2 separate regions of the Homo sapiens genome follow, and region 2 is linked to region 1. A link is an interaction called in ENCODE POLR2A ChIA-PET data of the cell type or tissue named here. Cell type or tissue: OCI-LY7. All regions are shown on one strand. Links, peaks and the distances in the headings refer to the core of each region. The heading gives the core; the rest is flanking DNA.

What was found. ChIA-PET counts read pairs that join two places held together with the same protein. Peaks named below come from ENCODE experiments on the same cell type or tissue, not always from the same donor. Only the 100,000 strongest peaks of a DNase experiment are listed, where the experiment ranks them.
Region 2: POLR2A ChIA-PET joins it to region 1 with 11 read pairs; 18 of 35 experiments call an interaction of 5 or more read pairs at or near these places.

The regions. Positions count from the first base shown.
Region 1 is chr10:88,110,740-88,116,126 of GRCh38, forward strand. No RefSeq gene overlaps it. Among named protein-coding and RNA genes, the nearest start is that of PTEN, 250 kb to the left of the region's middle. RefSeq lists an enhancer at 3,776-4,115. In OCI-LY7, for the core only: CTCF peaks have their summits at 3,775 (motif pointing left) and 3,977 (motif pointing right); DNase peaks (open chromatin) are centred at 772, 2,702, 3,112 and 3,802; H3K4me3 peaks cover 2,144 bases; H3K27ac peaks cover 4,587 bases.
Region 2 is chr10:87,867,998-87,873,384 of GRCh38, forward strand. All of the region lies in intron 1 of PTEN (phosphatase and tensin homolog), which reads left to right. Among named protein-coding and RNA genes, the nearest start is that of PTEN, 7.1 kb to the left of the region's middle. In OCI-LY7, for the core only: no CTCF peak of the experiment used is centred there; no DNase peak of the experiment used is centred there; H3K4me3 peaks cover 3,156 bases; H3K27ac peaks cover 1,309 bases.

The DNA.
Region 1 (5,387 bases), core at 171-5,170:
TCTAACTTGCTAGTGGATTTTAACCAAATAAGTAGGCAACTGGGAGCCCTTTAAAGGGGTCATGGCTGGTGAGATACATAATCAGAGCAGTGCCATAGGAAGATTTAGCCCGTCATGGTTCTTAAACTCACCATACAAGCCTTTTTGGGGTGGCAGTCTTGCTGAAACACCATGTACTGCCAGCAAAGCAGGGGAAAGACGAACCTTCCTCCAAAAGTGAAGGTTTGTGTGCTGTGTTTAGAGGACCTCTCTGGTATGCTTGCTCATCTTTCCAGAAGTTACTGGAGAAACGACACCAGTGACCTTTCATGAGAAGATGATGGACTAGCACAGCAGCCCTCTCTTCCTACTCATCATGGAAAGCAACTAACCAAGGGACTTTCTTGGTTTATTTATTTACTTTTTGGTCAGGCAGATAGAAAAGTCATCATATAGCTTCAAGTTTCAGGGTTACTTCTTCACCTTTAATTTGCCCCAATGGGAATTGTCAAAAAGAAGTAAATCATGACATATATATCCTTTAAGTGTGTGTGTGTGTACCTGTGTCAGGGAGAGTTGGAGAACAGAGCATTGAAAACAATATTGTTAAATACACACACTGTATATCATATATTAAATATTTGTTACATATATTTAACAGTATCATTCTCTCCTTCCCCACCATATATATATTCATTCATTTATCATTGCCCTTTCTTATAGAAAGGTCTCTAAGTTCTAGTCACAACAAGACTGAAAAAAGACGCAGAGGCTGAAAAAAGCAGAACTGCAGCCTTGAACCTCATGCTTTACTGACTGGCCATAGTGTTACCCTTGATGTAAAGACTAAGTTTTAGTTTTGATGTCCAAAGGTGAAGGGAGTGTTTGTCCTTCTGACCCGGAGCACAGCTTCCTAAAATTGTTCTCTTGACTCTTGGAGGAGGATCCACTGGAGTTCACTACTGGCCACTTCCACAGCAAGATATTTAAAAAAAAATTTTTTTATTTCCATAGGTTATTGGGGAACAAGTGCTGTTTGGTTACATGAGTAAGTTCTTTAGTGGTGATTTATGAGATTTTGGTGCATCCATCACCCGAGCAGTATACACTGCACACAATTTATAGTCTTTTATCCCTCACCCCCTTCCCACCCTTTCCCACGAGAGTCCCCAAAGTCCATTGTGTCATTCTCACGCCTTTGCATCTTCATAGCTTAGCTCCCACTTATGAGTGAGAACATAACGATGTTTGGTCTTCCATTCCTGAGTGACTTCACTTAGAATAATAGTCTCCAATCTCATCCAGGTCCTGCGAATGCCGTTAATTCATTCTTTTTTATGGATGAGTAGTATTCCATCATACTACTCACACCACAGTTTCTTTATCCACTCATGGATTGAAGGGCATTTGGATTTGTTTCATGTTTTTGCAATTGTGAATTGTGTTGCCATAAACATGCGTGTGCAAGTGTCTTTTTTGTATAATGACGTCTTTTCCACTGGGTAGATACCCAGTAGTGGGATTGCTAGATCAAATGGTAGTTCTACTTTCAGTTTTTTAAGGCATCTCCACACTGTTTTCTATAGTCATTGTACTAGTTTACCTTCCCACCAGCAGTGTAGGTGTGTTCCCTGTTCACCACATCCATGCCAACATCTATTATTTTTCTATTTTTTGATTATGGCCATTCTTATAGGAGAAAGGAGCCAAAGACTTTTAATTCTTGTCCCACGATCAGTGGTTCTCAAACATGGGGATAAGAATCCACCTGGGGAGCTTATCAAAATGCAATCCTGGCTGGGTGTGGTGGCTCACAACTGTAATCAAAGCACTTTGGGAGTCCGGGGCGGGTTGATCTCTTGAGCTCAGGAGTTCGAGACCAGTCTGGTCAACATGGTGAAACCCCATCTCTACTACAAATATAAAAAAATCAGTCAGGCGTGGTGGTGCATGTCTATAGTCCCAGCTACTTGGGAGGCTGAGGCATGAGAACTGCTTGAACCTGGGATGCGGAGGCTGCAGTGAGCCGAGATCACGTCACCACACTCCAGCCTGAGCGACAGAGTGAGATTCTGTCTCAAAACAAAAAAAAAAAGAAAAAAGAAAGAAAGAAAAGAAAAGAAACATGCAATTCTCTCTCCCAGATCTTTCTTCTGACTTAAGTAGGTAAGGGTGAAACCTTGAGATGTGCATTTTGGAGAGAATCCATGATCCCCCTACAGACGCCCACTTTAGGAAGCTCTGCTCTGGTTCCATGCCACCATGCAAGGTTGGCCTAACGCAGCGGCAGCAGGACTATCGTGAAGTCAGGTTTAGAATTAAATCCTGGCTTAGCAACTTGCAAACTGTGTGACAGTAGCCAAGTTACTTAGCCTCTCTGAGCTTCGTTTTCCTCATTTTCCATAAGGGGATAATAATATCCACACAAGTTGCCGTCCCAGATTTCATTTAACATAGGTCCCTTCACTGCCCTATCTCACTAGTTTGACTCATTTAGAGATTATAGGCATAATGTCAGGGAGAGGGGAGGGATTTGAGGGAAAAGAGAACTTCAAAAAAAATTTTTTTAAGCTTCTTAAATCCTACCTCATAGGAGGAAAAAAAGACAACAAAACACCATTATTAAGGGCTGACCATGTGCTAGGCCTTGTCAGTGCTAAGAAGAGTACTTTTCAGATCCAATGTAACTCAACGCTTCACTCACTTCACAGACTCTCCCCTGGGCCCTGTGGTTGGGCTTCCTGTTTCCACATCAAAATTTAGTTCAATGAGCATTTGTGAAGGGCCAGCCAGGCACCAGGCTCTATGGGAGGTCCTGAGTGGGTGAGAGGACACAAATGTGGATGACAGGTAGGCCTGGGCTCAGGGAGCTCTCCATCTACTGAGGGACACAGGTCTGGGTATAACTACAATATGGACCAAGTACTGTGGGAGCTCAGGGGAGGGAGAGACTAATTCCAACAGATGAAAAAGAAGGAAAAAATTCCATTGGGCAAGAGTTCTCATGACCAACATTTGATTGCAGGCTCCTTAAAGATGGGCTATTTTTTTTCCCTGTTGACTCTTCAGAGTGTCCTGAAAAGCCTTGGGCCCTGTGGCTCCTTGATGAGTTCATTAGACTCACTGACAAGTCCTGCAGACCTTTGCTTCTTGATGCCAGCTGTGTGCTGCTCTCTGAAGCTCCTTCTTTCACACCAAACAACAGTTTCCAGGGCTGGTGGGCGTTGGACAGTCTGGAGCGATTCTTGACTTGATTTACTAATACATACTATTGCAAGAAAACCTTTGTGAAAGTAGCCACCATCCTGTCTGCCTTTTTATTCTGAAGCTCCTCTTGCTCTCCCAGCCCCATGTTCTCATGCACACTGTCACAGTGAGTTGTTTAAGTGCTCAGATGTTATTACTTCCTGGGTAATCTACTTGGAGAGTTAAAGTTTGGCCTGTGGCCTGGGCTAGGCATTCCTTTTTCCTAGGATTGACTTTCTGGAAAGGAGGGTGATCCAGCCTGTTGGACTGAGCACAGCACTTTGAGAAAAGGGGAGCTTAGGAATGGAGCCCAGAGGAAGCCCCCTGGTTAGGAGGAGTTGTTTATTTTAGCTGTCAGGATGGCAAAGATGGTTTCTATTTGGCCTGCCCTGTTGTACTTACTGGCTGCTATTGGTTCATTTTGTTTGAAAAAAAAAAAAGGAAAGGAAAGTGGCTGATTGTTGAAGAAGCTTTCGTTCAATGGGAAAAAGTGCTTCTACCTTACAACAGGAAAAGCGTCAGCAATGGCAGGAGAAAGCAAAGTGGGCCATCTCTTCATGGAGCCATCTGGTGGCTCTTCGCTGTAAGCACCACTCCTGGAGTCTCCTGTGTGGGTGCAGAGCTCACTCCATGCATCTCTTCTCGGAGAAGTGGCCTCCTCCAGTGCAGGAAGGAAACTCCTCTCCGCCACGGTGCACCAGATGGCTGCCCACTTTGATTGGCTTCATCATGGCTTTCAGGGACCTGCAGGACCTGCCCCTGGGCTTTGTTCTCAGCCTCTACTCCAGATGCGCTTCTCCAGCTCCACCCCACCTGCCTGCCCCCTGCCCTCCTAGGGCCTTTGCATTTCCTCCCCTCTGCTCAGGATGCCTTTCTCCAACGTCTTCTTAAGGCTGATTCCTTCTCATTGCTTCTATTGCAACTCAGAGGAGCCTTCCTCAGAGAGGCCTTCCTTGACCACTCTTCCTAAAGCAGGCCCTGTCCCAAGTCACTGTTCGTGACAAGTGTCGGCTTTATTTTACTCATAGGATACTTAGTGGCATCTAAATCCTATTCATTCATGTTCTTCCCTCTTGTTTATTGCCTGTGTTAAATGCAAGAGAACAAAGCCTTATCTGATTATTTTATCTCTGTCTCCCTAACATCAAGAAAAGTACCTGGCTTGTACTGAATGTTCAGTAAATATATGCGAAAAAATGAATGAAACTAAAGACATAAAACATAGAAAGGGAGGTGCTTTAGAGCCCAGATATGTCTGTCTGAGGCTGTGCTGGACTCCTCCTCATTCCCTCTGTTTCTCCCTAGATAACAATCTATGGAAGGGGCTATTTCTCTGGCTAGCATCCATTTTTCTCTGGGATTCTATTCTGGTTGGCAGGAATTTGGTTCTTCCCACCATCAAACCCTCCCGGGTCTCTTTCTTGGTTCAGTTTTTCCTAATGTACATTCACACTCTTTAATAGCTTTAACAGTGACTGTTTATAGGGGGGAAGCTGTCTTCCAACTTTGAGGTGCTATGATTTTTAGACATTTCCAAATATTCTATATAAAACACAGAACCATCAAGAGAAATTCATACCTCATCTGATCACAATCTCCTGGTTAACTTCCTTCACTGTGGACAGCGCTTGGCCTGCATATCCACACTCCTTTGCAGCCAGCAGCTGCCTCTTCTCTTGATGCTGCCTTTTCGTTGCCTAGCCAGGAACCAAGGCTCTATCTGCCCAAGGCTCTATCTGCTCTATCTTTAGAGAAGAGCCCTCAGATTCCAGGGAGCAGCAGCTCATTTTTAGTGAGGTTTCCCCTGTACCTGGGCTGGTCAAATATTCTCCCTCGGCCTTTTCTTCAAGATTTTTTTTTCCACTCGTGTGTGTGTGTGTGTGCATTCACACACATGTGCATGGCCATTGCACCCCACATAGAGCCCCAGCCTCATCCAAATTGCTGGTTCTTCTCTTCATTATTCTCTCTTTTTCTCATCCTCATCCTTCCTGGATTCTTCCAACAAATTCCAAATTTCTTTCCCATTTGGTATTTAGAAAACATAAGCTTGAACCACCAACTCAATACACTGTGAGCATCTCACAATTTCTCCAAATTCCTTGGGGATTACTGTCTTGTAATCACTCCTGGCTTCTAACTCCTGCTTTTTAAATTTGTGG
Region 2 (5,387 bases), core at 314-5,313, 240 kb before region 1:
AGTCTTCAATTCTTATTTTCTAATGTTATTTTGAAATTTGCCTCCATTTGCTGTTTGTTCATTTGGTGATAGCGCAACACTTAAAAAAATATTTTAAGCCGCTTCTGAAGTAATCACTTCAGTGACTTTTAATGGAGGAGTATTTGTTATGGGAAATTCACTTCACAAAGTTTTAACATTAATTCACTTGAAGTAAACGTGCTATTTTTAAATTTTCATCTCAATCTTTTAAGTAAGACGAAAGCTTAGGAAATCACTTTTATTATTGATATTGTGTGTGACTTCAGAGTTTGTAAAGAGAATTGTAGAAGTGTTGCATGCATATGACAATTTTCTGCTTAATTGAAATGTGAGGCCTCTGCCATACTACAAGGATTTAGCTTCCAGAAAATGTAATATTAACATAGCTTAAGAAATGTATTTTTTTTTTTCTGTAGAAACCGTTGGGTTAAACAAACAGTTCAGAAGTTTTATTACATGGAACCCATTAGTTCTTAATCTTGTTACCTTTTTCTTCATTTTTTCTGTTAAACTTGATTTTCACAGTCAGCATTGAAGAATTCATCTTGTGGCCTGAATTCATTAAGAAAAGATGTTAGGATTTGTTCTGAAGATAGTGACTTAGGAAATTTGTGAGACTGGGGTCAGTCAGTTCTGTTTTACAATTGCTTTCTATTTGGTAGCTTTGAAATTAATTTAGTTGCTTATCAGAGAGAATAATGTTGAGGTTAGACTAACCTTAAATTGGTAAGGCTTTGCTGAGCAAACTGATAACTGTAAGTCTTTTATAGGGTGCATTACTGCCACATATACGTTCTTCCATAGGTGGTTAAAAGTATATTGGTCTGTGTTTGGTGATTCTCTTTGTACATATTGAGTATATGCATTCACTAATGTAAAATAATTTGCCAAGAAAGGTGAAATTAGTATATTGTACTTGACTATTCACCTTTCCCTTAGTTTTTTGAATTTTTTTCATTGGTTGCAGAGGAAGTATTAGCAATTTAATTCTTTTAAAATAATTTGCACTGGAATAAATAAGTATCGGCAAATATAAGAAGAGTAACATAATTTAAGGGTGAATTAATTTTATTTGGGAAGTTTTAGTTCTGTATAGTTAAGGCAGATTCTTCATTTGCAACAGTTGACATTGGGACATGTGTGAACATCTTCAAGGTATTAGGACATCTTCAAGGCATTACTTTTTGGCAGTGTTGAGAATTTTTTTTTTTTTTTTTTTTTTTTTGAGATGGAATCTCGCTCTATCGCCCAGTCTGGGGTGCAGTGGCAGGATCTCGGCTCACTGGAACCTCTGCCTCCCAGGTTCAGGCGATTCTCCTGCCTGAACCTCCCAAGCAGCTGGGATTATAGGTGCATGCCACCACGCCCAGATAGTTTTTGTACTTTTAGTAGAGATGGGGTTTTACCACCTTGGCCAGGCTGGTCTCAAACTCCAGACCTCAAGTGATCCGCCTGCCTCGGCCTCCCAAAATGCTGGGATTACAGGCGTGAGCCACTGCGCCTGGCCAGTGTTGAGAATATTGAGAGATGGATATTGTAGCTGTACCTGCCATCAAAAGAATTTTCTTGACCTCCACATAGTGTGAAAAAGAAGACTGTTTACACATTATATTTTAAGTAATTATACACATAATTATTATCAGTACTCACCACTTCAAATATGAACAGTGAATCTAACCAGTGTTTGATTTCTCTGTGTGTGTATGTGTATACAAAGTTAGCAAACCTTTTATCTTAATATTTATTAAAAAACGAATTTTTGTTTCTTTAAAGAAAAGACTACCTTAGAGAATATTGTTCTATAGTTTTTAAATATGGTCAGATCTATTTTAAATTATGTTAAAATTTTGAGTATTACGTTTATCTATACTTTTAAGCATATATACATTGTTTCATTTTAGATTTTAGGGAGGCAGTGTGGGCTCTGGAGCCAGACTGCTTGTTTTGTAATCCTGGATCTTCCATTTAGTAGCTGGATGACTTTGAGTAGGTTATTTAGATTTTCTCAATCTATTTTATCTGTAAAATGGGGATGATAATGGAACCTACCGCATACGTTTATCTTGAATAGTAAGTGAGATAATAATAAGTAATTTCATTTAGCATAGTACCTGCCACATTGTAAATACTTAAATGGTAGCTACTGCTCTGAAAAACTGTAATTTCAGGTTATGTATGTAGGGAAATTATTTGTATTTTCATTTATGGTGTATGATTGTAACTGAATTTCCTCAGTTTGGGCCATGTTAGGATTTTGTTTCAAGTTATAAGTGTTTTTAAAAATAAGGGTATTCCTTTAGGAAGTCTGGGTATGACATGTCTGTGATTTTGCTGGTTCATCACAAATGGGAAATAAATCTCTGCTAACTCAAACTGTTGACCAAAGTAAAATTAATTATGCCAATCAAAAACTATTTGCTTTAAAATATAAAAGGCAAAAACTTCCTATTAGCATAATGAAGTAGAATTTTTAAACTTTGTTATAATCTTAAATTTTCTTTAGTGTTGAAGATAGGTCAACTTAACTATCATACATTTTTATTCACATAAAGTAAACTCTGCCTCAAATGTAATAAACTTAATATGAGTTATGTAAACTTTGGTCAATAGAGGTATATTTTTTAGCATTTCCTTTTGAAAATTTCAGCCTTTTGAGGGAGTCTTGCAACTGAATGTCAAGTTACATTTATTACAATAAAATGGACACTTAATATAATCTGTAATGCATTAACATAATATGGGAACTTTTAAAGTATTCAGTCTCTGTATTATTGAGTCCTATTTCCACATTTGGCCAGGATTCTCAATATGATTTAGGCCCAAGACGTGGGAAGAAAGAAGTAAAGAACTAAAGGATTTTTTTCTTCATTTTTTTAATTGAATATGGGGAAAGATGGAATAAGCTTATCTGTCCAGTAAAGGCCATTATGTGTACATAGGGATTATTATTTTTCCCCCCCTTGGGCTGTACTGATTTCCCAGATGTACCACAGCACTCTTAGTAGTGAAGCACTTGACTTCTAGTGAGTGGATTTTTTGTGTGTGTGTTTTATATTGCAGAGTGAATACACTCTGTCTGATACTATGTGACTTTCTGATTATGTGATTTTTATGCATTTTATGTGTTTTGTAAACTAGCTGTATTTTTGGTCCATGTCTAGGTTGTAGAATTGAATTGTGCATTTTGGCATCTGAGCACAGCTGAGTTTTCTAAATCAATCTCTCTCCTTGCACCTAGTTTTTGCTTTAGATCACTACCTAAGACTTACTGTTGATTTAATATTAGAGCACTTAAGCATAGCTTTGACTTTTATTTCCTTTGATTTTTGTAGATTTTCAGGCTGAAGTACAATAAGGTTCTCTGTTCTTTACTAGTAATTGCAAAGATTGTATTCTGTGAATTTTATTTGTTTAATACTTTTGATCTTTTGAAGAGGATGTAATTATTTAAGGTATTATGAAATGCATTGTGATTTGAATTAGATACTCTTTGGAGATGGAGTTTTGCTGTTGTTGCCCAGGCTGGAGTGCAATGGTGTGATCTCGGCTCACCACAGCCTCCGCCTCCTGGGTTCAAGCAATTCTCTTGCCGCAGCCTCCCAAGTAGCTGGAATTACAGGCATGCGCCACCACGCCCGGCTAATTTTATATTTTTTTTTTCAGTAGAGATGGGGGGTTTCTCCATGTTGGTCAGGCTGGCCTCGAACTCTTGACCTCAGGTAATCTGCCTGTCTCAGCCTGCTAAAGTGCTGAGATTACAGGCATGAGCCACTGCGCCCGGCCTCAGATACTCTTTTAATTAGATGCGTTTAAAAATTTAACCCACCATTGCTGGCATGAATAGATGTATTTTTAGAGTGATTCATAAATATCGTATACATGTTTAAAGTTACAAACTTTTTGCTTATTTCAAAATGCAGGATTCTTTTCCATTTAAAATTCCCTCTCTTTGTGAGACTTCTTTTTGAGTATTCTGGTTACTCTAAACTGATTGGAGATGAAATTAGATAGAATTGAAAACTGTACTTTTAAAATGAAATTTTGGGGATGTCATTAAGCTTGATTTTTTAGGTTTTTTTTTTAGTGTGTATTATAAATTATTTTACACTGATTGTCAGCGATAAAATGGAATGCCTGGGATTTTTTAAAATTTATTTTATTCATTTTTATAAGGTAAAAACAGTGTTTTGCTAGGCTTAATTTGACCATGTTGTAAAATTTATTGTATACCTTGAAAGAATCATTTATGAAAGATACTGAATTAGCTAATATATACTCTGTCTTATGTAGTTTTTGATTAACAATACACTTTTTAAATCATTAGCTCATTTGATTTTGCAAAGAAGAACAGGTAACCTAAGAGGCAGACAGAACAGGCATTACTTTTATTTTTCTTTCTTTTTTATTTTATTTATTTATTTATTTATTTATTTTTTGCAGCTTAGGAATTGTAGCTCCAGTGGAATCAGTATCTTGTTAATGGCTAGTGAAAGACTGAGTCTGAAGAAGGATGCAGGACTTTTTTGGCACTTGGTGCAGTATTTTTCCCATTATGTTACATGAGTGGTTCTTAAACTTCAGTGTGTTAGAACAACCTGAAGGGCTTATTAAGCTATGGATTGCTTACTCCACCCTCAGAGTTTCTGATTCAGTAGGTCTGGATTGGGACCTGAGAATTTTTATTTCTTAGAAGTTTTCAAGTGATGCTGATGCTGGTGCTCTGGGGATCACACTTTGAGGACCACCAATGAACATTATCTCCCACCAAGCAAACCCTTAACATGTTATACTCCTTTAGGTTATTAGAATTTATACATGCATTATTTCATTTGACCTGTAAACTCTAAGTAACTTTGCATGGAAAATGTTATCCTGATTTTATAGACGAGATAGTGAGTTTAGAAAGGCAGTATGGTGGAATGGAGCATAGATTTGGAGTTGGCTAGACCTAAAGTCCAGATTAAATCTCTGCTCAAGGCTGGGCGTGGTGGCTCATGCCTGTAATCCCAGTGCTTTGGGAGGCCAGCGTTGGCAGATTGCTTGAGTCTGGAAGTTCGAGACCAGTCTGGGCAACATAGGCAGACCCTGTCTCTACAAAAAAAAATACAAAAATTAGTCGGGTGTTATAGTGCGCATTGGTAGTCCCAGCTACTGAGGAGGCTGAGGTGGGATCACCTGAGACTGGGACTTTGAGGCTGCATTGAGCTGTGATTGGGACACTGTACTCCTGCCTGGGTGACAGAGTGAGACCCTCTCTCAAAAATAAATAAATAAATACATCCCCGCTCAGCCACTTATCAGTTACGTAGATACACTGCCTAACCTTAGTGAACCCTGTTTCGACAACTCCAAAATGGGAGTAAAAA